Regions from separate parts of the Homo sapiens genome. Here all the other regions are linked to region 1. A link is a loop called in an ENCODE intact Hi-C map of the cell type or tissue named here. Cell type or tissue: A673. All regions are shown on one strand.

Region 1 (8,000 bases):
CTAGAGACCCCAGGATCTGAAGCTACTCTTCCAAATTCAGCTCCAGTTGCAGTCCTGGACATCTGCAGTCACATGCCCATGCTTATTGCCATTGGCTCGGAGTAACACGAAAGCAAGCAACGCTTCTATGCACATTTTGAAAAAGTGGAACCTGTAGAAAAATATTCATATAATAGTAAAATCCACCTATAACTTATCACCTCAAGATAAATGCTACTAATTTTCTGGTGTATTTCCCTCTTTTTATGTCTAATTGTCTTAAGTGGTTGAGATAGTCTGGATATGCAATTTTATGCCTGACATTTTTAAAATTTTAAATTATGGGATATATATTTCCATATACTGTTAAAAATCTTTGTAAAAATCTTTAATGGATACCTAAAATAACTTTGTGTGTCTGCACCATAACTTGTTTAACATTTTCATATTATTGAGTAATTAGACTATTTCTAGTATTCTACTATGATACTGTAATAAACATCTCTGTGCATAAATCTTTGTCTCCACTTTGGATTATTTTCTTAGGACCCTAGTCTGGCCAATATGGTGAAACCTCGTCTCTACTAAAAATACAAAAATTAGCCAGGCATGGTGGCAGGTGCCTGTAGTCCCAGCTACTCGGGAGGCTGAGGCAGGAGAATTGCTTGAATCTGGGAGGTGGAGGTTGCAGTGACCCAAGATGCGCCACTGCACTCCAGCCTGGGCAACAGTGAGATTTCTGTCTCAAAACAACAAACAAACAGACAAACAAACAAAATCCCTAAAAGTGAAATGTATAGGGTATGAACATTTTTGGGAGCTGTGTTACATATTGTCACATTGCTTTCTGAACACCTGGTTTCTAATTTATACTCCTACTAGCTGACAAAGACAGCACAGTTTCTAGTATACGTATTATTTAATTATTGAAGGAAAGGAATGATAACTATCTGTTTCATTGAACCCTTCCTGGCATTGTTATTATTAAAATCAATCTAAATGAAGCTGGGCACAGTGGCTTATGCCTATAATCCCAGTGCTTTGGGAAGCTGAGCTGGGAGGTTTGCTTGAGGTCAGGAGTTCAAGACCAGCATGGGCAATATAGAGAGACCCCATTTCTACAAAAAAATAAAAAATTTAGCTGGGTGTGGTGGTGTGCACCTGTAGTCTAGCTACTCAGGGGGCTGAGGCGGAAGGATCCCTTGAACCCAGGGGTGAGTTTTGATCACACCACTGCACTCCAGCCTGGATGACAGAGCAAGACTTTGTCTCTAAAATATAAAAAATAAAAATAGAATTATAAAAGCCAATTGAAATTAGAAAAAAACAACATTGACATCAATAAAGGCAAAAATCTCATTAATTGATACACAGCGAATTGTGTTTAGCTGTTTAATTTGCAGTTCTTTGGAGGCTGGTTAGTTGGGCAATTTTTCTTGTTTATTAGCTCTTGGTTATTCCTCTTCTGTGAATTATCAGCAATTTTTCTGGGTCTGGAAACGTATGGAAGGAATTGCTTCTCTGCTGACACCTGGGACTACCTGGAGGGAGGCTAACATTTGTAAGGGGAGGACCCTGTACTTGGGAGACTGGCTCAGGTCCCCAGTAGAATCTTCTATTAGCTGTGACTAAAGAAAGTCTCTAAAATGGGCTTAACTATGAATGGATATCTGAGAATCTCCAAACTCCATTGGAATCTCCAGTGATAATTAACAAACCTTTGGGAAGTAGTGTTACTACTTGCCAGGCATTTTCTAACTGACCCATTGGTGTTCTGTATTGACCCACTAACTTTTTCCAACTACCTTGGAGGTAGATACTATTAGTATCATCCCTATATTTCAGGTGAGAAGAACAAAGAGTAGAATGCCTAAAACAGTGTGGCCAAAATCTCATCACTAGCAGGCTGCACATTTGGACTTTGAACCCAACCATCTGCACGTGGATTCCAATTTCTTCACTACTCAACCACATTGGCTTACCATGCATGTCAGAAACACTATCCAGACAGCATGGGTGACCCTATTCTAAGCTCTCTTCACACTCGGTGTTTCTTCTTCCTACTTTGTACCACACTAAGTAATTATCTGTCCAGCCCTTTCTTACATGTCTCTTCTCCTGCTGGAATTTAGGCTCCCTGAAGGTAGGCAATATTTCAATCTTGCTCCCATGCTCTCCCCAGCATCAATCTTGTGCCTTGTGAACAGTGTATGCACACTATTTGCTCAGTGGTTGAAGAAGTGCTCTTGAGATTAGTGTCATCTTTTCAGTGGGTATTGGCTGGAGGCCAGGTCCATATCTGTGCTTGGTCAGATAATGGGATGTGGGTGGGGAGGGTGTGTGTGAACAACCAAGTGGATCGGCTGTAGATGATGAGTTAGTGTGCAGAACTTGTCTCTCCCAGAGAGTGAAGGCTCTGTGCTGGTCCTCCCACAGTCTGTCCACCCTCTTCCTCCTTGTCACAAAGGGCAAAGCCTTGATTTTGTCTTGCTGAATCTGTGAGCATGGACTGACTTTTCAATAACCTGGAAGAGAATGGACCCTGGTAGCTTGGTTTAATCATGAAACTTACAATATCAATGCATCTTAGGAAGTATCTTAGCCCACCCTGGGTGAGGAAGCAGGTGTAAGGAAATTAAACAACTTAGTCAAGGCTAAGTTAGTTTATGACCGGGTGAGCTTCCTGCTATCCTACTCCCTAGCCAGTTATCTTTTATCTGCTGCACATGGATTTCACCTTTGAGCTAAGAAATCTTGAGCCAATTTTTGTGTCTTGTTCTAGTTCAAGCTCAAGCAACTTATGTATTCAAAGCACAAAGGCATAGCACCAAGGAGTGTATGTGAGGGGCCAAATCTTCTGTTTCAGGCTCTTTCCTGATAAGGTGACTCTCTGAATGTAGTTCCTTTAGAACAGCACTAAGTAATAGAGATATAATGAGAGACATATATATTATTTCAAATTTTTAAAAAAGTGAAAAGAAACAGGTGAAATTAATTTTAACAATATATCTTATTTAACCAAATTTATCTAAAATGCTATCATTTCGGCATACAATAACATAAAAATCATTCATAAGACAGTAGAAAAGACAACATATGCCAACACATGCATTAAACATGAATTATGTGATGCAATGGTGATGCAATCCCTGGATCATTCTCAGACCTGGGGACTTCAGAGAGAGAACACTGGTTCTTGGGTGCTGTTTGATAGAACTAAAGATCTGTTTATTAGTTGGTCCTTATGCGACAGGTGTCCTGCCCTGTATCTGCAGGGAATGAATGTCCTACAGAGACAGAAAAGAATATGAACAAACAGGCCTTGTTGAGCTCCCCTTGTTTATTACCATTACATCCTACTCCTTTTTGTCCAATCACATTTCTCCACAACCATCCAGTTCTTTCATCAGACTTAACATAAACATCCACAATTTTCCCTGGGTCTTTGGGTCTTCATTTCTTAAGACTCATGTAAAACTTTGTTAAATTTGTTATACATTTCTTTTTTTAATGTGTCTTTTTTTATAGGGATGTCAGCCATGACCCTTGTGGGACTGAGAAAAGAATATTACTTTTTCTCCCCTACGGAGTTATAGTGAGGAAAGGAAATTGACTCTTTAAGAGGGCTTTACAAAGGTTGTAAAGGGTGCTTTTATTTTAAAGGAGGAAGCATTAGTCAAGTCATACCTGAGCTGTCTTTCCTATTATCAACTGCTGTCATCTGGTGGCAAATTTGAGGAATGGCAGAAATCTTCTGCATTGAACAGTAATGTTCTCTTGATATTTGGCAAAATGGATTCCGACTGTGTTTGCCTCTAGCATATGATCAAATTAAGATTCATATGATTAAGTTTCTTGACAGAACTAGGATTTATAATAAACTAATGCCTTAGGTCATCTTTCTTCAGGTAATAACAATAATAACCAATATTTATTGAAACTGTACTAAAGCCCAGGATCTGTTGTAAGTGCTTCACATGGATTATCTTATTTAGTATTTATGAAACTTCTATGAAGTGGATATCATTATTATCTTCTTTTTATACCATTGAGGCATTGACAGGTTGAGTAACTTGCACAGATCACACCACTGATAAATGGTAGAGTCAGAATTGTAACTCCAAGAGATCTGATTCCTGTGCCTGTGCTCTTAACCACTGCTTTACAATGAACAACTAAGCTAAGATGGCCAACAAGGAGAATAAACTAGAAGTGGGAGATTTGGTTTTGAGTTTTAGCTCTAATGCTACCTAGTTAATAATACTTTCTTGTTTCAAGAGAGACTTACGTTAGTCTGGCCTTGGTCATATTCCCCTTCTCTGGGTCCCATTTTCTCTTATATAAAATGATGGGATTGGACAGGATCATTGTTCTTAAAGCCTGGCCTTATGATGAGCTAGAGGTTCAACATACATGAGAGAAGGATGAGAAGGAAGTAGGTGTTTGGCTGGTGCAGTTGAAAATCCAATCAATACAACCTCCTTCACTTCTTTTGCATGACAGTCTTCTAACTAAGGTTTTGGTTCCACAAACATTGTAATGGCTGAAAGAGAATCTAGAAACAATAGGGCCAAACTCTTTGTGGGACTGTCAGAAACACCAGGTGGACAGAATATGCTTAAGCAACAGTAGGTGGAGAGAGTCACTAAGACAGTGTTCCACTGATATTCAGGAGAGAAGCAGTACAAACTCCATTTTATTTAAATGCCTCCAGCCTTACAGTTTGAAATACAGTTGTTTCTATGGCATATTCATAATATGCATTTATAATTTGCTTAAAATATTGTGAAGACCTTTGTCTATGGAAAGTACCTAAAAGGAAAGTGGATTAGTCAATTTTCACACTGCTATAAAGAACTACCTGAGACTGAGTAATTTATAAAGAAAAGAGGTTTGATTGACTCATAGTTCCTCAAGGTTAGGGAGACCTCAGGAAACTCAGAGTCACAGCAGAAGGGTAAGGGGGAAGTAAGGCATGTCTTACGTGGCAGCAGGAGAGAAAGAGAGAATGAAGGGGGAAGTGCTACACCTTTAAACCATCGGATCTCTTGAGAACTCACTATCACAAGAACAGCATGGGGGAAACTGCCCTCATAATCCAATCACCTCCCACCAGATCCCTCCCTCAACATGCAGGGATTACAATTCGAGATCAGATTTGGGTGGGGACGCAGAGCTAAACCATATCATTCTGCCCCAGCCCCTCCCTAATCTCATGTCTTTCTCACATTTCAAAATCAATCTTGCCTTCCCAATAGTTGCCCAAAATCTTAACTAATTCCAGCATTAACCTAAAAGTCCGAGTCCAAAGTCTCATTTGAGACAAGGGAAGTCCCTTCCACCTATGAGTCTGTAAAATCAAAAGCAAGTTAGTTACTTCCAAGGTGTTATAAAATGGGGTTATAGGCATTGGCTAAATGCTCCCATCCCAAATGGGAAAAATTGGCCAAAACAAAGGGGCTACAGGCCCTATGCAAGTCCAAAAGCCATCAGGGCAGTCATTAAATCTTAAAGCTCCAAAATAATCTCCTTTGACTCCAAGTCTCACATCCAGGTCACACTGATCCAAGGGGTGGGCTCCCGAGGCCTTGGGCAGTTTCACCCCTATGGCTTTGCAGGGTACAGGCTCCGTGGCTAATTTCCCAGGCTGGCATTGAGTGTCTGCAGCTTTTCCAGGTGCATGGTGCAAGCTGTCAGTGGATCTACCATTCTGGCATCCAGAGGACAGTTACCCTCTTCTCACAGCTCCACTAGGCAGTGCCCCAGTGGGGACTCTGTGTGGGGGATCCAATCCCACATTTCCCCTCTTCATTGCCCTAGTAGAGGCTCTCCATGAGGGCTTTGCCCCTGTAGCAGACTTCTGCCTGGACATCCAGGCGTTTCCATACATCCTCTGATGTTTTTAAACTTACCCAAATGATATTGCTATAAGGGCAATCCAAGTTGCTCCATGAACACCTTGACCATTGTTTCTGACCCCATGGTGTGTATGCTGTGCATTTCAGCCAGCCCCTCTTTCAGGGATGGATTTCAGTTTGCTGCCAACTCCCCCTCTGCTTCTACTACAAATAAATATCCTTGTACATGCCACTTATGGTCTCGATAGGAACTTACTTAAGCTATATACATGGGAGTAGAAATTCTGAGTCACAAAGTCTGGTCATATCTACTCTAGGGAGATGTGTCAGAGCTCTCTTCGGTCTTTCTTCCCTCCAGAAGTACGTGATAGTTCTTATAGCCAGCTCTAGATGTTATGCAAATCTACTAGTCAAGTTATATCTCACTGTTGTTTTCATCAGTATTTCTCTGATTATAACTAACTTTGAACATTTCTTTTTAGGCTTGTTAGCTTTTTGGATTTCTTCATTTTATTGGTGGGATTTACTTGTATATTATAAATATTAGTTGTTTAGACTTACAGTACCTGTTTTATACTTTGAAAAGATCTCTGAATCAATAGTCTATTTGTTGGTGTTTGCATGGGTATTCCTTATTGAACAGAAATTCATAATTTTGATATAATAAAACTCATCCGTATTTTTGTTTCATGGTTGGAGATTTTAAAAAGTGCTTCTTCACTAGGCATCAAGGGTGTCCTTTTACATTTTCTTCTATTAACTTTAAAGCTTTACTTTTCACATTTAACTGTACTCCACCTGGAGTTTACCTTTGTATGTGATGTTAGATGGAAATCTGGTTTCATTGCTTTCCATAAAATGAGCCAATTTTCTCTACACCATCTTCATAATACTGCATTTTTTTCTGCATTGATTTATGGGACTATTAAAAAATCTTATGTTAAGTTTTTCTGTGTATATGGAACTGTCCCTAGTCTGTCTAATATTTTTCATTATTGTTCTGTTTTGTATTAATACTGCACTAAACTATGGTTTTATTGTAGGTTTTAGTATCTATTAGGGCAAGATACCTATCTTGTTTTATAGGTTGACTTAACCAGCTTTTGACATTTATTATTTCATTAATTTCTGACTAAATGTAATTGGTCTGTTAAAAAAAGTAACTCAAATATAATTTCATTTGGGATTACATTAAATATACAGGTTAATGGGAAGAATTGTCTGCTATATGATATCAACCATCCAGTCCAAAGAATGCCTCTCCATGTATTCAGATCATTCTCTGTGTCCCTTATTGGGTTTAAAAGTTTTCTTTAAAGAGAACTTCTCAATTAAAATACTGCATAGTTTTGGTACAACTCCAAATGGTATCTAATTTTCAAAACGTATTTTGCAGTTGGTTATTGCTGATGTTAAAGAAATGCTATTGCTTTTTTTAATGCCCAATCTTGTATCCATCCACTGTGCTGAATTCTCTTTTTGATTTTTTTATTTTCTAATAGATTATCTGTTGATTCTGTTGGTATTTATTTGTGGGATAATCATACCATCTACAAACAATGGTAGTTTTATATCTTCCTTTCCAATGTTTAAACCTCTTTTCTCCTTTTCTCCCCTACCCAATACTGTTTGAGACTTCTAATTCCATGTTTGAAACAGTAGTGGGTGTGTGTGTGTTGGGGGGGATTATTTACGTTGTTCCTGATCTTAAAGAAAATGCATCAAAGTTTCTCTATGAAGTGTTGTTTGCTCCTAATTTCTGGTGTATAACTTTTACCAACTTGAAATATCAACTTAGTTTGTTAAGAGTTGTTTTAAAAGTTATAAATAGTTGATGAAATTTATCAGATGCCTTTTCTGCACCTATTGAAATAATGAGATGATTTTGCTCTTTTAATCTATTGGTGTGGTAGATTAACAGATTTTAAAAATGAACTATTGTATTTCTTGAGGGAGGAAGTCTTCTTGATCATGATATGTTATTATCTATTACTCTTTGGATTTGATCAGCAAGTATTCTACCCAGGGTGATCACATTCATATTCAAAACTACGAATGAGAGAAAAATCTTCTTGTTTGTATAGTTTGTAAATGGTTTCAGAATGAAGATTACACTAGTCTCCTAAAATGGATTGGGTAGCGTTTTCTCTTTTTCTATTTTCT
Region 2 (8,000 bases), 99 kb after region 1:
AGCTCCTCAGGGGCTGACATTCAATCACTAGTTAAGCCTTTTAAGCTTTTTGAGCCTTAATTAAGCATCTCTAAAACTGACAAAGTGGTGCTTATCCTTCTTATTCCAAAAGTCGTCTAAAGAGGTAGAGGAGCAAGAATCTTGGAATTCATCTAAAATTTCTCCTTCCTCCTCCTTTCCATATCTGTTCAATCACCAATTTCTGCCAGTTTTCTCTCTTATTTATGATGTATCTGTACAGCAACTCTCCATTTCTGGACCCCATCACCTCTTGTGTTACATGCTGCAGTGGTTTCTAGAGGCCCTGACTTGCCCTCTGCCCCTTCAAGCCCCTCCCTGGCTTTCTCTACATCAAGCATATATCTGATGCATGGTTCCTTCCTATTCACCATCCTCTTATGGCTTGCTATCCCCTACTGGAAATGGGGCAAACTTCTGACCTCCTCCTTGTCTGTTTCTCCAGCTTTATCTCTGTCTCTCATACTCCAGCCACACTTAACATGCACTGTGCAATTTCTTCTGTCCACACTCAGGCTATCTTTTGCTTTAAATGCCCTCTCCTTCTCCTCTTCGCTAGGCCACTTCTAATTCATCCTTTAAGACTCAGATTAGTGTCATCTCTAAACATTTTCTTCTACACCTCAATACTCCCATCCTACTCCCAAAGTTCTCTATTCTTTCATATACTCTCTAATTTCTCCGACCCAAGGTATTAAATGATAGTTTTGCATACCTGCCTTACCATGCTGATCTTCTCGAGGACAGGAACTATTTTGTATTCATCTTTATATTCCTAGTACCATATAATAGGTGCTCTGTGAATGTTGAAAAAAATTATCAAATATCTACAACTATGTTAAAAGTTTAAGAACTTCATAAATTTTGTTTTTGATCTGTGTAATTTTGAATGCATAACAAAAGAATGTGTTAATCTCTACGTAAAGCTGATACAAAATTCCAGTGCTAGTGTAAAAAAAAAGAAATTATAAAATAGTGGGTTAAAAGCAGGGGGTTATTATGGTTTAGTGGTGAATTTTGGTATCTGAGTGTAAGGGATCAATCTTTGCCTCCATATGTCTCCTCTGCTTTGTCTCATGGGCAAAAAGCATTATAAAATAACCTCCTAAAATGTCTATTTTTCAGGGGTAACCATTCATCATTAGCTTTTGTACCTTCAGTTTACACAAAATGCAACTCCTCTTTTCTCTGGAGGGAATGAATCTTAGAAATGTCAAAGCTTGATCGTAGGAGAGGAAAGAATGAGATAAAGCTAAATTCTGAGGACTATGTGTCATATTACTGTAGGTAATTTCTTTTTTTAAATTTTTTATTTTATTTTTTCTTGAGACAGGGTCTCGCTCTGTCACGCAGGCTGGAGTGCAGTGGCACCATCTTGGCTCAGTGCAACCTCCGCCTCCTGGGTTCAAGCAATTCTCCTGTCTCAGCCTCCCAAGCAGCTGGGATTACAGGTGCACACCACGGAACCCGGCTAATTTTTGTATTTTTAGAAGAGACAGGGTTTCACCATATTGGTCATGTTGGTCTCAAACTCCTGACCTCAGGTGATCCACCTGCCACTCGCTTCGGCCTCCCAAAGTTCTGGGATTACAGGCCTGAGTCACTGTAGGCAATTTTAAACAATCAGGAGCAGCATGAAAGAACTGGGTATGAGGTGTGAGGTACATGTGGGGAAGGAGCATTCAGTGTGGGAAAGAGTGGGAGGGTCCTAAAGACAGTGAAATTCATTCTTCTGCTTAGAGCAAATTACAGATTCATATGGGTGAACTGAAGCCTTTCCCAGTGTACCCAAAGTTGATTCCTCCTTGTGTTGTAACTTACTGTTCCCTGACTTGTCAATATTGTCCTTGAGGTCAGGAGACAGATTTTCTGAGAAAATGTCATGGTACTAGGGGCTTTTGCTGATACCATGAATGATTCCACATTTCCCCTTCCTTTCAAATATTGATCCTCGATAATATATACTTCTGGTCTTTTTCTTATTATGTGCATTTTTAAATAGTTATTACTAGAAAAAAATTCAACTGTTGCTGGACTTAGAAAGTTAAAGTAAGAAATTATTAATATCTCCTATTATTATATTATTATCTAGGTCATATTCTGGTCTATATTTGGAAGCTTACTTTTTTTTTTTTTTAACTCTTGCAGAAATATTATCTGTGTTTCCAGAAACTGGGAGCCTTGGGGGAAGAACAAACATCACAATTACAGGAGACTTTTTTGACAATTCTGCCCAGGTTACCATTGCAGGTAACTATGATGAAATGGCTGAAAATAGTTCATAGTTTTAGATGCTCTAGGAGATTATATGTCTGTATGGCATGAGGGATGCAGGAGGAAGCAAGCTTTGCCCCTTCTGACTCATCATGTTTGATAAGTCATGTGTTTGGTTGAGACCAGGTGGGATTTTGGTCCTACAGTACATGGGTCACAGGAATGGAATGTCCTGCAGACACACTCACAATGCATAGGCAATTCCCTCAGGTGCCCCTATCTTGTGAGTGAAGAGAAAGAAAGAAATACAGCTCCTTCTTGACAAAGGTTTACTTCTACTAAAAACAGCCCCTCTCTTCACTCTCCCTTGTTAGCTGTCTTGATATAGACAAGCAGGAGTGGGTGGGCATTTGCTATGCAGATTACTCTGGAAATCCCCCGCACCCCAACCTTGGCAAACCCTTTTATGGACCTGTCTAGAGCCTTTTGTTTTGCCAGGTCCTGTAGCAGGTGGGATGCCTCTGTAGTTGGTGACACCAAGGGTGTCCTCACACTGTCATGTCACACTTACCTCCCATGCTCAGTTAGGTGGTTCAGTACGTCCCCAATGAAGAGCACTCCATTGCATGGCTTTCCTTCTGAATACTCCACGCTGCCCTATGCTCTGCTGCTCTGCACTCTCTCTTTTCTCCTTCAATTGGGGTGACAACTTTCGCTATTCCATCCACACCCAGCCCTTTGCCTTAGAATAGGAGCCTGTCTACTTCAGTCTGGTCTTGCCATCACATCTCCCGACTGCCTCTCTCTCTCTCTGTCTCTCTCTCTCTCTCTCTCTCTCTCTCTATATATATATATATATATATATATATATATATATAATTATACATATACCCACACACATATACATATATATGTATACCTACACACACACACATACATAAATTTCTTTAATTCGCTTTAGGCATTCCATGTGATATTAGACACGTGTCTCCCAGGAAGATTGAGTGCACCACTCGGGCTCCAGGAAAAGATGTGAGGCTCACCACCCCTCAGCCAGGTAAGGAAGCCACCAGGGCTGTTCAATAAACTCTGAATATCTTTAATCATGATGGGCTGGCGAGTAGAAATAAAAGTGTTTGAATTCTTTCTCATCTATTTGACTGGCTTACTCAGTGAGCCCTGGGTCCATGATACCATTGTCAAGGCTCTCCTTTCAGGAAGGCTCTTAGCTTTATTCAGGTGCTTAGTGACATTGCACTTCTAGCTCCAGCCAGCTGTATGGCCAGTGGCGTCCAGAAGAGACCATGGTCTAGAAAGCATAACTGCCCTCAAGATATTGTTATAGCTACTGGAAGAAACCCCCAAACTGCCCGCCTTCATTCAATGGGTCAGTTGCACGTCCACTGGCTAAGAAGACAGGAGCGTTAGAGTGTGCTCTGCTATGCTCAAAACAACAGCATTAGACAAGGTCGGAGAGTAGGGCACAATGGGATGCATTTAAATATGAATTTTTCTCTCTTGTGGGCATCTGTCTGCTGCTTTGAGAAACAGGGATATATTGTGATGTTGCCACCAGGTTATGCCTGAAGTGGGCAGAAATGGAGGAGGCAAGGGAGCTTCCAGCTGTCCTTCTCTGTTTAAAGCATCCACCCTACAGCAGCAAATTAAGAGCACAATACTGGAGCACTTTTCTGCTGAGCATTAGAACTGAAGGCTCAAGTGTAGTCAGGGATGAAGGGCAGTTGGTATGTTACTCAGCCAAGAACCACAGGCTGCACATCTGTGCCCAAGGGCCTGACTTAATGGTTAAACTACAGGCAGCGAGAGTCAACTCTAGAGGCACAGCACCTACAAGGAAAGTTGCCCAGCAGGGGAAGAAACCTTTCTAAAGAAAGGGCATTCAGGTGTGAAAATGCATGCAAAGTTTTGGCTTGAGAATTCTCCAGCTCCCAGATCTGCAGTTTTTACTCAGGGAAAGCTTCCATCCAAGGAAACAAAACTACTGAAACAAGTAATCAAGATAATGTGTGTTTCCTGTCAGGAAATAGAGAGTCTGCTCCCTTTTTCAGTATTTCCTGCTTTAGCTACTTGGGTAGTGGTAGGATAATTTCCTGAATGCAGCTGGTTTGACAGTTAGTGTTGTCCTTTATGAAGGGCTTTTGAAGTTTCTTCCACAGAAGCTGGGCGAATTACTATGGAAACCAATTGTTCTCAACCAGGGGCAATGTTGCCCCTCGGGGGACACGTAGCAATGTGTAGAAACATGTTTGGCTGTTAGACCGGAAGTGGTGGTGGTGGTGATGATACTGACATCTAGTGGGCTGAGGCTGGGAAGGCTGCTAGACATTGTGCAATGCATAGGACACCCCCTCACAACAGTTACCCAGCCTAAAATATCAATAGTGCTGGGGTGGAGAAACCCTGGTTTAAAGTAATATTTTCAAAATATGCTCTTACTTTTCTGTTTATTCCTTATCCACCTCTCCCTTTTAGGAGTTGTTGAGGAACAACAGTATTAGTTTAAAATAATAATTACCATAATTACCTTTATTGAGCACTTACTGTATTCCAGGCTCTTTGAGTATATATTTTCCCTTGGTCCTAGTGTATTATTGCTATTTTATTATTGGTCCCATTTTGATGCATGAGAAAATGAAGATGCAAGGACATCAAGGAATTTGCTCAAAGCTACACGTCTAGCTGGGATTCCAGAGTTTTGCCTTCAGCCCAAGTTAGCATTCAATATTGATTGCACCTGTGCCTTTGGCCTCAGGGTTTGCTTAACACAAAATATAAATTAATACAATATCATTTAAAATGTCACATAATAGCAGCATGCCACATATTTGGCTCTGTGTGCAGGTCCACAAATTGAGGCCATGACACTTGAGAAACTTAAGGATTGCCAATGTTATGGGGAAAAAAGACTTTAGAGAATTGAATTTCACAGCAGAACTGGGACTTAAAAGATACTGAAGCCCACTTCTGGCTTTGGGAAGCACAAAGCCAAGCCACGTCACCAGCACACAGTCACATTGTCCTCCTTTTACTCAGCCTCAGCTTCTGTTTGCTCATTCAATTCACATTTTCTCCAGGACTTGATTCTCTTTTCTAGGAACTCTTGCTAAAAAAGGCTAACTCCTAACCCATGGAATGTTTATTACTTTCCGGAACATTTGTATTTCATATTAACTACAGAACCTTTCATATAACTACTCTATCTGGCTCTAGGTTGACTTACCTTTACAGGTAGCATCTGGGTCATCTTTCACCTTGTAATTTAAAATAAAGTAATTCCCCAATTTGGGAAGGTGCGCCCTGTAATGTTTATGCGATCTACATGTCTTACAGGCAATCGAGGGCTTCTTTTTGAAGTTGGAGATGCTGTTGAGGGACTGGAACTGACTGAAGCCACCCCAGGGTACAGGTGGCAGATTGTCCCTAATGCCAGTTCTCCATTTGGGTTTTGGTCACAGGAAGGACAACCTTTCAGGTATGTTGTAGGAAAAGTGGGAGCCCACATCAAAAGCACCTTTGCTAACCTAGGTGAGGCTAGGAGACAGATAAGGAAGGTATCAAGATTTCCAGGAATTTATAACACTAGCCAATTCAACAACAACAGAGTTTGACAGTATTCTCAATCAGTGTTGGTCATGCTAGTGCAGGGACAAATTTTGATCAATATGTAATATGTATATTTTCCACAACTTAGTTTACAATCTGTTTTGGAGATGATTATCAACTAGAACATTGAGCTGAGCAGGCCAGGAGACTGGAAAGACAGCAGAGTAAAACATGCTTTAGGTACCTGGTTAAGAGGTAAAACTAACATCTGGTTGATGCCAAAGAAAGATCCAAGAATTTGCCCTTTGGGTACATGAGGGAGCAAAGCCTAGGCAGCATGCTGTAGGAACAGCCTTCCAGTGCTGAAGGTCAACCCAATGGCCCTTGTATAGTAGGGGAAGCTCTTGCGGGTTCTGTGAGACATTGTTTTCAGTAGTAGTGATGGCATCATGATTCTAATTTTCCTGTTTAATGGTGTGTAATTCCTTTAGTCTTTTTAGTCCCTTCAAGGATGTAGCCAAAATTTCTAGTATTCTAAAGTAAACTTAAAAATATAAAAGCTTGAAAATTGCTTAGACACACTGTTTCCTTAGTGTGTTCTCAGTGTATATGTTGAAGGATGGATCCTTTACTGAATGATGGATCTCTTTTCCCTTTGAAATCCTTCTTAGAGAGGATGACTGTGACTCATGAGTGTGAATTTCAGTCAGTCTGTGACCTCCTCCAAATATTTTACCATTTTATTAGGTTGGTGCAAAAGTAATTGCGGTTTTTACCGTTGAAGGTAATGGCAAAAACCGCAATTACTTTTGCACCAATCTAATAGATTTCAACTCAGTTGTGTAAAGAAAAGCTTAGAGAATTTTTAGGCATTGAATAAGCCAAGTAGGGTTGGTAATCTGTGAGCAGGAAAGTGTCTCCTGAAGCCTTACTTACTAGGTACTTAACCATGAGTTTATGGTTTTAAAGTGGCAGTTAAGGCTGGATGCTATGGCTTGAGCCTGTAATCCCATCTACTTGGGAGGCTGAGACAGGAGGATCGCCTGAGTCTAGGAGTTTGGGACTAGGCCCTGTCTCTAAAACGTAAAAAATAAAAAATTAGCCAGGTGTGATGGTGTGCACCTGTAGCTACTTGAGAGGCTGAAGTGGAGAATTGTTTGAGCTCAGGAGTTAGGGCTGCAGCGAGCCATGATCACACCACTGCACTCCAGCCTGGGCAACAGAGTGAGACTCTGTCTTTAAACAAAGAAACAAATAAACAAAAATGTGGCAGTTAATTTGTGGTCCATTGTAGCACCTAATAATTCATATTTATCATAGTTTTTAACGACCATTTAATAATGTTCAAAGGAAAATCTTTCAGCTGCATTTGGTGTATTTGGGAGTGTTAAGGAGTGAGTCAGCCTACCCCAAAAGGCAAAAGAACATTTTGACTTCTATAGTAAGTGTTGCAGGGTATGTCCCTTTAACTGCCATTTTGAGGAACCACAAGCCAGGTAGTAACTAATTTTCCATTCCCTCTCTCATTAATCTCTTTAAAATCTAAAAATTTTAAATTAAAAAATTAAAATATTCATTTATTGGTAAGTTAATATAATTATATTGTGGACTTTTAAAGTAGTTATGTTTGAAGCTATTTTTAGGTATGAAATTATCTCAAAAATAAAGATAATGTATGTACATTAAAGCAAAATTTAAAAACATCTTTATATTGATCATCTGAAGATTTAAGAAAATAGCATTATCAGAAAATATTCTTGGTATTTATTTACAGAGTCTAATCAGTTCTTTAACTATATCTGCCTATAATATTAGGTTGCTGGAATTTAAATATTAAAAATATTATCTTTTAAAAAATGTTTTATGAAATTGCCTGTAATCTTCTTCAAAGTTGCATTTGATGGGTTTTAATTTGAAATTGTTGACATTTTGAATTGACGCTTATCTGTGGATCATAATATTTTTAATTAGAAAAATGCTCTCTGCAGGTGTTGAGGTAGCTGGTAAGCTCAGAGCAAATTCTCATAAGCAATCTGTCTTTATTTCTAATAATAAGAATAGTATTTACTATAGATTGAGCTTCTACCATGATCCAGGGCTTGCAATAGCTGTGTTAGGTGGTTTTGTCAGCTAAGCTTCCGTATAGCTGTGTGCTGTGGCTACAACTTTCCCAAACATGACACAACAGCAAGGGTATTTGTGTC
Region 3 (8,000 bases), 71 kb before region 1:
ATACTCTCTGAGATGTTTGGGTTCTCGGTGGCCTGCTCCTTGGCTGTGCATGGTGGCCTTGGCTCACTGCCCGTCCTTCAGGGTTCAGACAGTGGACACACACCCTCAAGTAACCTGGTGGGGGTCCTGTCACACTACAAGTGGAATATGTACAATGGCAAGCTGGCAGGATAAATGTTGTGGTCTTTATGCCTCCAGGCAGAGGGGCCTATTAAAGGAGAAATGGAGAGAAGGTCTGAGATTCACAGACCTCTGGGGCTGTGGCTTTCCTTTCCAAGCAGCAGGCTCTGTAGACCGACTAGTGATGGAAGACTGACTAGTGACGTTCAATCTCCAGGCAGAGAATAAAGAATTGTAATAATAATAATAATAATGCCAATGAAAGATCTAATGTTAATTGAATGCTAACATTTGTACAGTGGGGTATTTTATATGTACTTGTATCACTGAGTATTCTCAACAGTTGCATGAGAAAATGGTATATGAAAATCCCCATCTTATAGTTGAGGAAACTGAGGCTTAGAAAGGTAAGCCACTGCCAGAGGCTGGTGTATGCTTCCAGGCTGTGTGGCTCCAGAACCTGTGCCACAGCCCTGCAGAACTGCCTCCCTGCAGGTGAACACTCAGTGCTGTGGGGCTCTCATTCGCTGTCTTCCTCCCCCATGCCTCACCATTGTGCTTTGGCTTGCTCCTCCTGCAGTGTCACTTGGGACCCCAACCGGTACCCCTCGGAAGTTGTACAGGCCCAGTGTAGGAACTTGGGCTGCATCAATGCTCAAGGAAAGGAAGACATCTCCATGAATTCCGTTCCCATCCAGCAAGAGACCCTGGTCGTCCGGAGGAAGCACCAAGGCTGCTCTGTTTCTTTCCAGTTGGAGAAGGTGCTGGTGACTGTTGGCTGCACCTGCGTCACCCCTGTCATCCACCATGTGCAGTAAGAGGTGCATATCCACTCAGCTGAAGAAGCTGTAGAAATGCCACTCCTTACCCAGTGCTCTGCAACAAGTCCTGTCTGACCCCCAATTCCCTCCACTTCACAGGACTCTTAATAAGACCTGCACGGATGGAAACAGAAAATATTCACAATGTATGTGTGTATGTACTACACTTTATATTTGATATCTAAAATGTTAGGAGAAAAATTAATATATTCAGTGCTAATATAATAAAGTATTAATAATTTAAAAATACTTCAGGTGTTTGTTTGCATTCCCAGCTTGTACTCACAGACTGTGTAGCCCTACACATTTTGGAATTCTATATGCCTATCATTTGTTTTTCATATTTCCTCATCAGAGCACCAGTGTTAGAGTTGTTTTGTTATTAATGATGCTTGGAGGTTGGTTACATAGAGAGTTAAGGAAAATGGTGCAAACAGAACTCAGGTTCCCTAGTGACACTTTCCTGCTTCATTATCCCAACTACATTATTTTACAAAGCAAGTACTTCTTGGCCACTGTGCTAGCCAGTGGAGACACAAAGAAAAGTAAGAAATGCATATGGAAGGGCCATGTGTTAATAGAGGCCATCCAAAGAGCCCCTGGTCATAAGGGCCATGGTGGCCACTTTGTTTCCTCCTCTGACTTCTGGGCCCTTTAGGGGTCACTGTTTGTCTTTTGTCCATCTCTTTAACATCTTAGGGGCACGCAAGCTTCCAGATTTTGATCTCCATGCCACTCTGAGGAAACTCAGAGGTCTTCTGGTGCTTCTGTTGCACACCACATTTTCTCCTTTACTTCCAGCATGCCACTAACTCAGAGCACGTCGGCAATGCTGCTGCCTCCCAGGTACCAGAGAGAAAGTGGGCTATAAGTTCTCACTCCCACCTAGGACTTGGCTTGAGGATGGGCAGTCAGCAGGAGCCTGGCTCCCATTTTGACCTGTTTAGTCTGTTGGTGGGTGTGGAATGGGAGTGGTTGGGGAGGCGAACTCTTTCTCTATCTCTTTGCTCCAGAATCTTGTGCTTAGGATATAAATATTGACTTTTGTACTTAAAATGTTCAGGTTCTTAACATGTAAAATACCTTCCTCTCATAGCTATCAGCTTCACAATTTTGCTCTGAATTTCACAAGTTCATTGTGATGCTCACATCTGTGTGAAGAAAGTTTTCTGTTCGTTTGGGCAGTAATAGCTGTACCCTAGGGGTAGTGCATGTAAAAAGCCCTCTGTCTGAGTAGTGAGGGAAGCATAAAGGAAATTTCAGGGGGAAAAGAATTGCACCACTGAGTGTATCAAGATATTATCTCAGCCCAGTGTGGTGGCTCATGCCTGTAATCCCAACACTTTGGGAGGCCAAGGAGGGAGGATTGCTTGAGACCAGGAGTTCAAGAGCAGTCTAATCAACACAGATCCCATCTCTCTCTCTCTTTACACACACACACACGCACACACACACAATTAGCCAGGCATGGTGGCACACACCTGTAGTCCTAGCTACTTGGGAGACTGAGATGGGAGGATCGCTTGAACTAGAAGTTGGAGGCTGCAGTGAGCTATGATCTCATCATTGCACTCCAGCCTCGGTGACAGTAAGACTTTGCCTCAAAAAAAGAAAGACATTATTTCACATTTCATTACACATGTACACATGTACTTTCAAGGCAGTGTGCCAAATACTGTAATCAAGGTATGAAATGTTAGGAAGATATAGGAAATTCCTGGAAAGTTTCAGAAACAAGATGACTTTTGCACTGAGACGAATATGAATTGATTTGGAGGAAGATGTGGGAAAGGCATTCCAAGCAAATGTAACAGCATGAGCAAAGGCAAGAGATACAAAAAAACCTGGTATGCTGGGGGACTGAAAGTAGTTCTATTTGCTCAGGATAGTGTGGACATGGGGACGCGGTGGGGAACACATAACAAATATTTCTTTAATGAATAAATGAATGAATTCACTTGGTAGTAGACAAAGAACAGTGGGCAAATGGGCCACTCATGGATGGTTTTGTAAGCTCCGTTACAGGAACAACAGGAGTATCGCTATATTTCACAAGATAACTTTGGTGATAGAGTGCAAAAGAGATCAGAAATCTGAAGGCCAGTGAGAAGATCGGAGAGAAAGCAATTTCACTCCGACAGCACACTCACATTTTTAGAGCTGGATGAGCCCCTGTAGATCACCTGGTCAATCTTTCTCATTTGCAAATGTGGCCCACAGGAATTAGGCGACTTGCTCAAGGTCACTTGGTAGTTAGTAGCAGAAACAGGTTCGTTGACTCCAAGTTCATGACTTTGATAAGGGTTTTGCAGCAATGCTGTAGTGTGTGCAATAAAGACCCATTTCAGTTATTTATGTGGCCTCAGGCTGGCCCTGGGAGAGAGTGCAGAAATAACCCCGCACCGCACATCTCCAAAGACATCGTATGTGGTGCTCTGGAGCCTGGGGCCCTGAGTCACAAAGCTTCTCTCTGTGGCTTCTGCACTGAGGGTTGGCTGTCCTTCAGGAAACTGCACGTCTTCTCCTGCTCACAAGGTGGCGAACTGTGTCCAGTTGTTCCCAGATTCCTCAGTATACGTTGAAAGGAAAGAAATGACTGTTTTATGGGTAATTTGTTTTATTTGGTGACTGGAAGCCACTGCTGAGGCAGAGTGCGTAGGCTGTGTTCTTTTGCTCTGCGCTCAGCTTTCTGGGAGAGCCTTTGTTTTTCCTGTAGGAGAAGTGGCTGAAGTTGAGCAGTTTAGGTGTTCAAATACAACGTTGCTTCATCATGTGTGGAGAGAGAAACCTTTCTTTCCACGTGGAAACTTGAAAGCATATAGTCTTTTCTTTCAACATCCAGTTCTTTTTGATGAATGCTTGGCTAAGGGGAAAAAAACCAACATATTCTTTCTCTGTCTCTGTTTCTCTCTTCCTTTCCCGTTCCCTACCTCCCCAAATTTGGATAAAAGTCACCTATATATATAAAGCTCTGTGTGATAAATTTTACTTGTAAGTTACAGTGAGAAAAATAGTAAGTTGATTTTTCTTCCCCCACTCCCTTCCCTAAAAGGAGAGGTAGAAAATATGCATTTAATATGTAGACAGCTTTTGGCTTTGAATCCTGGTTCTACCATTTTCTGCTTGTATGAATTTAGTCAATTTTGTCCTTCTGAGATTCAGCTTCTTCATACGTTAAATGCAATATAATATCTATTTTAAAGAGCTCTGTGTAAAGCAATCGAAATTAAAAAAAGGTAAATTACTTAATACAGTAACCAGGTAATAGTAGGCTTGGTAACTGGTAGTCATTATTTCAAGAGGCACAGGAGGACTTAGGTTTCCCATTTTGCTTGGCCCAAAGAAACTCAGAACCCATTTTTATGTCTAGATACCACAGTTTGCTGGCAGATTAGGCATTCATAAAAGAAAAAAAAACACAGTTATATTGTTCCTCATGGTTTTCAAATTTGCTTTCTTTATTTAATTTCTATACATATAATAATATAGTATAGTATATATAGTGCAGGTATATATTAGTATATAGATCCTGTGTATAAATCAATTTTCCATCTGTGAAAAGTTAAGAAAGCTGTAGATTCAATTCATTAAAAAATTCCCCCTGGACCCAGATGTCTATCGTATCCCACTCCGCTGGTATAAATTGGAAGAAAAATATTTTTAGCTCAATTAGTTTTAGGAGTGATACACGTTCAGCTAGATAACTGTGTGCTTTAAAAATTGTGACCTATTTCTGGCTCCCTGCCAGTTCAGTGGGTACTGATTTTGAGAATTTTGTTCAGTAGTGAAGAAGAACATATTTCAAAACTAAGATAAAAAATGATCACGATTTGAGCATCAAGATGTTCTTGCTGGCAAAATGTTGATTTCTTCCCTTAAATGGTACAGATGTCATGGCAATATCAGAGAGCAAGGCATAATGACTTAGTGTGTGGACGCTGGAGCCAGATGCCGGGTTAAAATATCAGTTCTGGACCTTACTAGCTGTACTAGTTGCTAATGATTTGGGTCTTGTTACCTAGCCTCTCTGTGTCTCTTTTTCCTCATATGTAAAATAGAGATGATAATAGCGCCTACTTCATAAAGTCATTGAGAGAATAGAATAATAATCTATAAGGTACTTGGAATAGTTACTGACATGGTAGGTGTATTGTTTAGTGTATTATTAAGAAAGATAAAATCCATCTATTATTCTACCACAATAATAGATCACATTAATGTTTTTCTTTCTCTTCTGCTCATTTGCCTCACAGATATATATTTTATAAGGCTGTAACTGTAAGATACATGCAATTTGTATTTGGTAATTTTTAACTTCACATTATACTCTATGTATTTCCAATGTTTCCATAAAGTATTCACAATGATTTTTAGTAGCTGTGTAATTCTTTCAAGTTGATGAACCAGAATTTATTTAGTTATTCTTTTATTTTTGGACCTTTAGCTCCAAAAATAAAAGAATAATTATTAACTTTAAAAAGTTAAATAATGCTTGTAACTGTTTTAATTACTTTTTAAAATTATAAACTATGTGATACAAACAGAAGAGTTTATGTCTTTGCATATGGATAGTTGCCTTGAATATCAAAATTCTGTACGCGTGTGTGTGTTTTCATATCTATGGCCTACCTTGGGGCAAATTAGTTAATTTCTCTGAGTCTTAGTTTCCTCAACTATAAAGCGGGGTGATAATGTCTGTCTCATAGGATTGTAAAGTGGATTAAAAGAAATAATACATGTAAAGCATTTAGGGCAGTTCCCAGTTCCAACGAGCTGTTTTAGTCTTAGTGGTTATGCAGAGCCTGTGAATGAATGTTTCCACCTTTAAATTCTTGTTTTGAAAGCCAAAGAAATCAATGCATTAGACAAAAATGAGTTTATGAGTTGTTCTGGGGTTGTGGCTGTGAACATATTCGGAGCCTTCTGATTCCACTGGCTTACCTCTGTGGTTTTGTTACGTGCTATCTATAGGTGACACACCGCAGCCCTTTGTATGGCCTGAGGTGAGGACCAGACTTTGTTTATAGTGGTGACAACACCAGAAGCCCTGTAACCATTTCCCACAACCACATTCTCATGGCTTTGACAGAAATCAGCTCTGGGAGGCACTGCTTGGATGGGGCGTGCAGGCTGAACGTTGGAGTGGGATCTAAGTGCGACTGTCCCCCTTGTAAGGGACACCATGCTCATGGAAAAGTGCTTAGTATTCTGAAGATACTAATCCATCAGGCAAGAGTTCCCCAGGGTCCCAGGCATCTGCTGATCTCACATTCCTGGGCTTCTCAACCTCTAAGGGAAAAAACACTCAGACTTCCCACAGACCACTTGTCAAAAGCCTGTTTGTCTTCTGCGGTCACCTCAAACCCCAAGTGGGATCCATTAAGAAAGCAAGGTTTGCTTCTGCCTTTTGATATTGAGTGTGTCTACATATGGGATGCCAAACTTCTGGCTGCTGTATTTGAAAGTACAGAAAAAATAGAATTAAATATAAAAGAAAACAGATCTTTCTGTTCGGATCTGTGTTGCTGAGCTTTGTGAGATCTATTAAGAACTATGATTTCGGTTTAAGAATTGGAATGAATTGTGGTTCTTGCCATATGGAAATGAGTTTTGCTGGGTGAAGCAATGATATAATTACTTCTACTGTACAGTAGATGAGTACCAAGGGATTCTCCATGATTCTCATTAGTACTAGAATGCTTTGTGATAAAAGCTAACACTTGCTCACTGGTTACAACAGAAAACACACTTCTAACTTCACATGCATGCACTTAATTAATCATCATCATAACTCTGTGAGGTAGGAAATATTAAATAGGCCCATTATACATATGAGAAAATTGTGGCACAGATTGAGATAGTATCTTTCCTAAGGTTATAATAGTGATATGGTGGTAGACTTCTGCATTTCATCACCAAGCTCCATTGCCTTTTGTGGGAGATCTGCCACAAATCACTTCCCTTTGTGAGAGGCTCTAAACCATGGCATCTTTTCTGAGGATCACTTTTTCTGTGAATGGTCAGGGAGAGCAAGCTACAATATTTGCTTAGTCATACAATTACGACATTTTAAGCTTTGTGGAAAGCTCATTAGAAAGCTAACCAATAGATCCTTGGGTTGGCCAGCTTCCATCAATATCTCAAATTATAATGGCCCTCATCTTGCTTGCCTATGGGAAGTCCAGTCCTTTACCAAGCCCTTGTCCCCAGGGTTTTCTGGGAAGCTTTAAGCAACATCCTCATTTCCTCTAAACTTTTCCTGAAATTGTTCACCACTTTGACCAACTGTCTGTTTTTAGACATCAATTCCTGCCCCACTCAGCCACCTGCAGATAGAGGCCTGGTAAACTCTGTCAGGCTCCATGATTTCCAAGCCTAGGTCATAAAAGTCTATGCAGCTTCCATCTTATTCCCTTCAAATGTTCACTCTTGGGGAGCCAACTGCGATGCAAGAAGTCCAACTACATTTTCCCTCCAGGAAAGGTCACTTGTAGGTGCTCTGGTTGGCAGTCTCACAGGAGCTCCCAGCCAATAGCCAGTATCCACTGCCAGCTATGTGAAGAGTAAGGACATCCAGCCTAGCTGAGACTTCAGTCGATGAAACTCCAGCCAATATCTGAATGCAACATCATGAGTAGGTCGAGCTATATCATCTGTGGATTCCAGTGCAAAACTTAAAGTGTGGGGCCTATTGTTACAAAAATTAAGACTGTCAAACAGAACATTAAAGCAACTGTGGGGCCCTTTTAAGTGCAGGGCCCTGTGCTACTGCTACACAAACTACATGCCTATGATGCTTGCCTGCTCACGAGATCTGAAGAGAATTGCCCAGCTGAACTCTTCCTGAATTTTTGTTATCAAAATAAAATGGCTTTGGTTTTACATAATATAATTTTGGGATGATTTATTACATGGCACTAGTAATCACATCAGGTTCCAAGAACAATTATTTTAGACTGCCATAGCCCAATATTATTACATTTTCTTTTCTTTCTTTTTGTTTTAGAGACAAAGTCTTGCCCTATTGCCCAGGCTGGAATGCAGTGGCCCAATCACAGC
Region 4 (8,000 bases), 100 kb before region 1:
GGTTAAGGGTTGAGTTGTGAGTCTGATAAACTCTTCCTCGCTTTTTGCTAGGTTAAGGGTTGTCTTGGATTTCAATTAGACACCTGATTTATAAGGAAATGGATTGTTTTCACTTAACCATTATGGGCTAGACATTTGTTTCTTTATTCAGTAAACATTTATTGAGTACCTACTATATAAACAGCATTTAACATACTTCCCAGCATTTTGAAAAGATGGGTAGCAGTCTCTACTTCTGCCCCTGGTCCTGGGACTTAGGGACAAGAGGAGCTAGGTAAACCATTGGAAACATGGAAGTCTTTCCTGCTTATGATGCAGAAGGGACTGGGAGTTCTTGATGCAGTTCCCCTGCATCAGTGACCCCTCTAGCCCAGCCACACTTGCCTTGGTCTTAGGTTCTGGAGAAGGAGAAGAAACGTAAGAAGCGAAGTGAGGATGAATCAGAGACAGAAGATGAAGAGGAGAAAAGCCAAGAGGACCAGGAGCAGAAGAGGAAGAGGTAAGGTGGGGCAAGCAAATGAGATTAAAAAGTTAGTGGCCAAGAAGTTGGGGGTGCACGCCTGTAATCTTAGCAATTTGGGAGGCCGAGGCGGGTGGGTCACTTGAGTCCAGGAGTTTGAGACCAGCCTGGGAAATATGGCAAAACTGTCTCTACAAAAAATAGAAAAATTAGCTGGGCGTGGTGGCGGACACTTGTGGTCCCAGCTGCTCGGTAGGCTGGGGTCGGAGGATTGCTTGAGCCTGGGAGGCAGAGGTTGCAGTGAACCAGGATCGTGCCACTGCACTCCAGCCTGGGCGACAGAGAGAGATCCCATCTCAAAAAAAAAAAAAAAAAGTAGTAAGTTCCAGTGGGACTGGGGAGAGAAGTAGAGGGTAGAAGGTGGAACCAGCGCTGCTTATTGATGTCAGGTTGTTCATGGAGAGTGTTCCTAGACCTGCGGGGTTTGAGGATGAAGATAACCTGGGTAGGCTGGGCGCGGTGGCTCACGCCTGTAATCCCAGCACTTTGGGAGGCCGAGGCAGGCGGATCACGAGGTCAGGAGATCAAGACCATCCTGGCTAACAGTGAAACCCTGTCTCTACTAAAAATACAAAAAATTAGGCTGGCGTGGTGGCAGGCACCTGTAGTCCCAGCTACTTGGGAGGCTGAGGCAGGAGAATGGCGTGAACCCAGGAGGCAGAGCTTGCAGTGAGTGGAGATCACACCACTGCACTCCAGCCTGGGTGACAGAGTGAGACTCCGTCCGTCTCAAAAAAAAAAAAAAAAGAAGATACCCTGGGTAAAAGAGAAGGAGAGCGAGTCCTTCTTGTGTGCTTTTGACCCCTCTACTGAAGAAATGCTAAATAGTAGGAACAGCAACCCAACCACTGAGGGTTTTGAATATATACTTCAAAATTCTAAGGGAAAAACCTTCATGCTTATAGTTGAATTTATAAGGGTGAGTGATGTGGAAAAGAGCGTTGGGAAGCAGCGCCTGTTTGTGTTCTAGTCTGGGGACTTGGTCTCGTTTGGAACAAGCAGCAGTTTGCAAAGGCCTAAGCCTAGTGCTTCACTTTGACTTAGTGGTTCTGTTTCCTTTTCTCCGTAGTTAGAGGCACGTGATGGGGCTTCCTTGCCTTTCTGTCTCCAAACTCTTTCTCTCTCTTAACTGCTGTGGGTATTTTAGAAGGAAGACTCGCCAGCCAGATGCCAAAGATGGGGATTCATACGACCCCTATGACTTCAGTGACACAGAGGAGGAAATGCCTCAAGGTGAGTGAGCCCACTTACTGATGAAAGAGGTTGTTCCTGTGACTCTTGGACTTTTCCAGTTGCTCTGTGCACTTTATTTTCTTGTGGACTCCTGTTTGTTTGGCTCCCTGCTTGGGGCCTATGTCCAAGAGGTTTGTCCCAAGAGAGCTTCAGGGGAAACTTTGGAAAAAGCTTTGCTATATTATATACACCTCCTTGATGAACTGTGCTGTGCTGTTTCACCTGGTATAAGCATTTCAGATAATATATACATTGAGGGTCTCCTGCCTGACTAAATTCCTTCATCATCCAATGAAGATTTCCCTATATCCTAATTGTTCTGCCTGGCCCCATAAGAACCCTAGGAAATAGGAGTGTTCAGCAGGCTGAGTGAGAGATTGGGAGTGGAGATGATTTCTCTAGTGTTTGTGGAAATGGCTTCACCTTGCTTATCTTCCCCATCTCTACAACCATCAACCCTCTGAAGTACACACTCCAAAGACGGCAGACTCACAGGAGACCAAGGAATCCCAGAAAGTGGAGTTGAGTGAATCCAGGTGAGTACGGATGTTGCTCCTGCCCCTTCAAGAATTCTGTGTATCGCTGAGGAAGGGACTTTGTTCCCTTGGAGAGGGTGGGAAACAAACTGCTGGTCATCAATAGAACTCAAAACTAGAGGCCTGCAGCTTTTAACATTTTATATTCTCATTTAATTTCAAACTTACTGAAAAGTTATGAGAAAAGCATGAAGAACTTCTGGATGTCCTTTACCCAGAATCTTCAGTTGTTTAAATTAATAATTCTCTCTTTCTGAGAGAGAAGAGTTTTACAATAAGGATAAAACTTAATGTCTTACTGTAACCTCAGATTCTTCTTGGTGGGATAGATACATTTTGGCCATTTGTTTTTGAAATGAAGAATTTTTACCACCAGGGTTTTAGGAAACATTTTTATCTATGAATTTTGTTTACTGGACACCAAGAAACTCCATAGCCAAGTTTTACGTTTTTTCTTTTTATACTTTAAACACATAATACAGTGTATTTACTGAAAAAAATTTGAAACACATTGAAAAGTATTTAGAAAAAAAATTAAAATCAATTGTAACTCTATCCCTCAAGGACAACCATCAACTGTATCTTAAAATGCTTGAATCAGCTCGTATAGATCTCACTTTTTTTTTTGAGACCGGAGTGCAGTGTTTATTTTTTACTTTTTTACAGTGTTTATTTTTTACTTTTTGTAGAGACGGGATCTCACCATGTTGCCCAGGCTGGTCTTGGACTCCTGGCCTCAAGCAGTCCTTCTACCTGAGCCTCCCAAAAGGCTGGGATTACAGGCATAAGCCACTGTGCTTGTTTGATCTCATTCTTTTTAATGACTGCAGGGTTTCCATGGTATGGATGGGTAAAAATTTAATGAAATTCTCTGATGATAGACATTTGGGTTGTTCCCTGTTTACAGTAAAACAGTATTAAATTTATCAGTGTGCACTCATGCAAGTATAGCTATAAGGTGAGTTCCTAGAAATGGGCTCCCTGGGCCAAAGGATATACGCTTTTAAGGGTTTAGTAAGTGCTGTTAAATTGTCCCGCATTGACGCTGACCGGGTTACTATTTTACAGTGAATGGGAATGCCAATTTCCCACACGCTAGTACAATAGTTTAGCTTTAAAGGGGGCTCCTCAAGGGTAGCACTGCCATCAGAGGCAGATGTGTGTGTGAGAAAGAATATTGAGGGGACGCCTCTACTGTATTAATACTATGGATTTTCCTAGTATAGCTGTTTCCTGAGAGCATTTGGGTTTGTTTACTCCTCTTCCCCCTTTCTTCTGTCTGGGGCAGGTTGAAGGCATTCAAGGTGGCCCTCTTGGATGTGTTCCGGGAAGCTCATGCGCAGTCAATCGGCATGAATCGCCTCACAGAATCCATCAACCGGGACAGCGAAGAGCCCTTCTCTTCAGTTGAGATCCAGGCTGCTCTGAGCAAGATGCAGGATGACAATCAGGTCATGGTGTCTGAGGGCATCATCTTCCTCATCTGAGGAGGCCTCGTCTCTGAACTTGGGTTGTGCCGAGAGAGTTTGTTCTGTGTTTCCCACCCTCTCCCTGACCCAAGTCTTTGCCTCTACTCCCTTAACAGTGTTGAATTCAACTGAAGGCGAGGAATGTTGGTGATGAAGCTGAGTTCAGGACTCGGTGGACCCTTTGGGAATGGGTCATGAAAGCTGCCATGGGGTGAGGAAAGAGGAGACAGTGGGAGAGGACAATGACTATTGCATCTTCATTGCAAAAGCACTGGCTCATCCGCCCTACTTCCCATCCCACACAAACCCAATTGTAAATAACATATGACTTCTGAGTACTTTTGGGGGCACAACTGTTTTCTGTTTGCTGTTTTTTTGTTTTGTTTTTTTTCTCCAGAGCACTTTGGTCTAGACTAGGCTTTGGGTGGTTCCAATTGGTGGAGAGAAGCTCTGAGGCACGTCATGCAGGTCAAGAAAGCTTTCTTTGCAGTAGCACCAGTTAAGGTGAATATGTATTGTATCACAAAACAAACCCAATATCCAGATGAATATCCGAGATGTTGAATAAACTTAGCCATTTCGTACACATGGTCTTAATAGTCATAGTGTGTTTTTTATACATAACATTGAATTGTTTTCCTTGAGAGCAATCGTGCAGGGTTTGCTGCTCCCGCATTTGCAGCAAACTACCACAAGGTGGCAGCAGCCTGCTGTGATCTCTGGGGGTCATGTCTTCTCTAGAGGCAGTTTTCTTCTTCAGCAGCACCAGCGTTTATCAGTCAAAATTGATAGTATAGACCAAACCCTGCCAATTTAAAATAGCTAAATGGCCACGGGAGGCTAGTGAGTAAAAGTTCAGGAGAAGAATTGCCCCTCTGCCTGGCGCTTTTTGCCTGAATCTAAACTTATCCTTCATAAAGATAGAATACCCGATACGTCAGACACCTCAAAATCCTGGGAGTTCTTGCCCATAATGAGATCTTGTTACAGTATCTTTTTTTTTTTTTTTTTTTTTTTTTTTGAGACAGGGTCTCGCTTTGTGCCCAGACTAGAGTGCAGTGGTACAATCACAGCTGATGACAGCCTTGACCTCCTGGGCTCAAGTGATCCTCCTGCCTCAGCCTCCCTAGTAGCTGAGACCACAGACACGTGCCATCATGCCCCGCTAAGTTTTTATTTTTAATTTTTAGTAGAGATGAGGTCTGTCTGTTGCCCAGGCTGGCCTTGAACTCCTGGACTCAAGTGATTCTCCCATCTCGGCCTCCTAAACTGTGAGATTATAGGTGTGAGCCACTGTGCCCAGCCTACAGGATGCTTTTGAAACTACCTGGGTGTCCACTCTTTGGGGTTGGTTAGCCTGTTTGCACAGAAGCTTGTGATGGGGCCAGGGCGGGACTTCTGTCCTACCGTTATATGGTTTGAATAGCTTCTGAAGAATTTTTCAAGTTACTTAGAAGAATCATGTGACTTTATGGGGGGCCTCGGTCACATGGACCGGAAGCTGCTTTCTGGTGGCAGATGTGGCTCTGAAGTTGTGCCAGTTCTTGGCTGTAAGATTGCTGAGGTATTTTCTTTTCCATTTTTGCTGAGGGGTGATCCTTTACCACAAAGCAGGAGATATTCTTTGGTTCGTTAGGACAAAGGGATTTTTTTCTTAAAGGGAGTAGTACAAAATTATTGGGGAATTCTGTTTTATCTGGGATTTTTTTTTCCCCCTCACTGATGCGAGCGAGATCTAAGTCCTACTGGAAGTGGTCTAGAGAGCACAGTTTCAAAAGAGAGTGCAGTGGTACCAGAAGGAAGAATTTGCCATTTGTTGAGCATTGGCAATAAGTCAGAAGTTGTGCTAGGTATAGCAGTGGGTGCAAAAGTGGCGCTTTCTGCTCTGAGGCTTCTAGGCTGGGGATATGTCAATATGTTGGTGAAAATTTCAAAATATAAAGTGTACAGCTGGGCACGGTGGCTCATGCCTGTAATCTCAGCACTTTGGGAGGCTGAGGCAGGCGGATTGCTTGAGTCCAGGAGTTTAAGGCCAGCCTGGGCAACATGGCGAGACCCTGTCTTTATTAAAAAAAAATTAAGTATGATTATATACCAAATGAGGGCACACACAGAGATATAGGAATCCAGGGAGGACCATGAGGATGTCAGGTGCTACTGATGGGGTACAGCTATGAAGAACAGTTCTAGGAGTTCTTAGGGATCTCCTCAAGTGATTTGTTCTAGAAAGGCAAACATTCTGTCAATGGGACTCTTAGTCTGTCCTTCACCTCTGAGGAAACTGAGGCACAGAGTGGGGGGATATGTGCACCTACCATTGTGATAATAGCTGTAATATCAGGTTGACTTTGCTGACCATTTCATCACTCTTCAAGCTAGTCAAAAGAATAGTAGGTAGAAGACTATAGCAGCCACAATAGATACTAATTGTATTAAAATAGCATGATTCAACCTTTACATTGAGTTTTAAGAAACTTGTTTATGTAGTTCCCAGCTTACAAGAACAGAAAAGAGCTGGTAAGCTTTTCCAGGATAGGTTCTTGCTTGTTGACAGGTGATCCACTGCAGGACCTACTGTGGGGACCTGAAAGAGGCTGCTCAAGTGGGCTGACATGTCTCAAGTCCAGTCACCCCTGAGGGTATCGCTGTTGCCACCCTGCAGAGATTGCAGTGGTGACCCAGATTCACCAGAGAAAACTGCTAAATTATCTGCGTGCCTCATTCCAAAAGAGAAGTCTGTTTACATTTAGGTTTGTGGTCTGAAATACTGTAGTTAAAATAATTTGGGGAGCTTAGAGAAGTAAGTTTTTGTATCTTGAAAAATGGCACCTTATTCCTTAACTCCCCTGGATAAATGAAGTGGCAAAATGAAAGGGTGGTTTTCAAAAAGGACAATTTGGTAAGGATTGTTGAAATTGAATCTCTTCTCCGCCATTTACCGAATAACTTCAGGTAAGTTTTATGCTACTCTTTATTTCAGCTGTAAAATGGGGATGATTCCTGCCTTGTAGGATGCTTGTGAAACATAATTGGGAAAGCAGATGGCAGGTTCCCACCTGGTGTATTACTACTTCATGGCAGTGGTTTTGATTACTGCAAGTTCGAGGGCCCATTAAAACAAAGTGATTCATTTTGACAAATGTTTATGAAACATGATCCTTTAATCAAAACCATTTACAATGATTTCACCCTGGCTGCATTCCTGAACTCTCATCTCTTCCCTGCCTTTCCACTCTCTGATGGTTCCCACATTCCGGTCAGTGTGGCTCTGAGGCAAGCACTTCCCCCAGAGAGGACCCTCTCGGCGCTAGCTCGGCAATGCATTTTTCAGCTTTCTCCTGAGGACAGTGTTACCTCACAACAGGGCCGGGTGGTAGGAAAACATCAAGGGGGATAAAGAGGAGAAAGGTTCACAGAAACGAGTGAATCTGCCAGCCCTCTCTTTCTCATGTCTCCTGAGGAGATTTCAGACTACACCAGTTGTCCTAATGATTCTGAGCTTGTGAAGTGAGCTCTGCCTGGAGGGTTTGGTCAGTAGAATATGGCAAGCACAAGAGTCACCTGTGTGCTGGCTGCCTCAGGTGCTCAGCCCTAACAAGCTCTGTGCAAGCTCTTTCCCTTCCTTGCCATCCTTTCCTTTCCCCACTTCTCAAGAGCCAGGTAACGCCATGTCTGCTGTACATGTAGGGAAGTGGGGAGGGTGGAGCGTTAAACTCTGGTTGCATAGGAACTCTCACCTGAGAGCCAAAAGGTTGGCAGGGTGACATGAGCCCTGCACTGGTAAGCAAAGGCATGTGCATCTGAGTTCCTTTTCTGACACTAGGTACCAGAGTTAACATGCCAAGCTAGGCTGGCCACTTAGAGGAAAGTGCATGGTTTCTACATCTGGAAAAGGAGGTGGTTGAACTACGTGATTTCTGAGGTCCCTTCTGGTAATGAATGTGATTTTCTTTCTTTCTTTTTGAAATTGAGATAGAGTCTTGCTCTGTAGCCCAAGCTGGAGTGCAGTGGTACAAACATGGCTCACTGCAGCCTCAACCTCCTGGGCTCAAGTGATCTTCCTTCTTGAGCCTCCTGAGTGGCTGGGACCACAGGTGCACATCACTCTGCCCAGCTAATTTTTACATTTTTTGTAAGGACGGTGTTGATGTTGCCCAGGCTGGTCTCGAACTCCTGAGCTCAAGTGAGCTTCCCGCCTCAGCCTCCCAAAGTGTTGGGATTATAGGCATGAGCCACCATGCC

What was found. Peaks named below come from ENCODE experiments on the same cell type or tissue, not always from the same donor. Only the 100,000 strongest peaks of a DNase experiment are listed, where the experiment ranks them.
Region 2: it touches region 1 in a loop (3-fold over the local background); 4 of 110 quality-filtered maps call a loop at or near these places.
Region 3: a loop joins it to region 1, with 5 times the contacts of the local background. A loop is called at or near these places in 29 of 110 quality-filtered maps.
Region 4: it touches region 1 in a loop (11-fold over the local background); 43 of 110 quality-filtered maps call a loop at or near these places.

The regions. Positions count from the first base shown.
Region 1 is chr6:52,158,826-52,166,825 of GRCh38, reverse strand. No RefSeq gene overlaps it. Among named protein-coding and RNA genes, the nearest start is that of LINCMD1, 12 kb to the right of the region's middle. RefSeq lists silencers at 2,198-2,398, 3,623-3,712. In A673, a CTCF peak has its summit at 3,712 (motif pointing left); a DNase peak (open chromatin) is centred at 3,685; H3K27ac peaks cover 910 bases.
Region 2 is chr6:52,060,244-52,068,243 of GRCh38, reverse strand. It overlaps PKHD1 (PKHD1 ciliary IPT domain containing fibrocystin/polyductin), which reads left to right. Exons shown (of 67, transcript NM_138694.4): 12 at 2,167-2,268; 13 at 3,194-3,289; 14 at 5,584-5,725. Among named protein-coding and RNA genes, the nearest start is that of PKHD1, 23 kb to the left of the region's middle. In A673, a CTCF peak has its summit at 4,546 (motif pointing left); a DNase peak (open chromatin) is centred at 4,433; H3K27ac peaks cover 3,984 bases.
Region 3 is chr6:52,229,869-52,237,868 of GRCh38, reverse strand. IL17F (interleukin 17F) reads left to right here. Exons shown (of 3, transcript NM_052872.4): 3 at 701-1,188. The coding sequence ends at 938. LOC124901328 (a long non-coding RNA gene) reads right to left here and starts at 783. Exons shown (of 3, transcript XR_007059607.1): 1 at 672-783. RefSeq lists an enhancer at 3,605-3,664. In A673, a CTCF peak has its summit at 3,473 (motif pointing right); a DNase peak (open chromatin) is centred at 3,498; H3K27ac peaks cover 765 bases.
Region 4 is chr6:52,260,364-52,268,363 of GRCh38, reverse strand. It overlaps MCM3 (minichromosome maintenance complex component 3), which reads left to right. Exons shown (of 17, transcript NM_002388.6): 14 at 396-499; 15 at 1,668-1,753; 16 at 2,220-2,289; 17 at 3,578-4,349. The coding sequence ends at 3,776. Among named protein-coding and RNA genes, the nearest start is that of IL17F, 20 kb to the right of the region's middle. RefSeq lists a silencer at 3,575-3,994. In A673, a CTCF peak has its summit at 4,425 (motif pointing right); a DNase peak (open chromatin) is centred at 4,463; H3K27ac peaks cover 749 bases.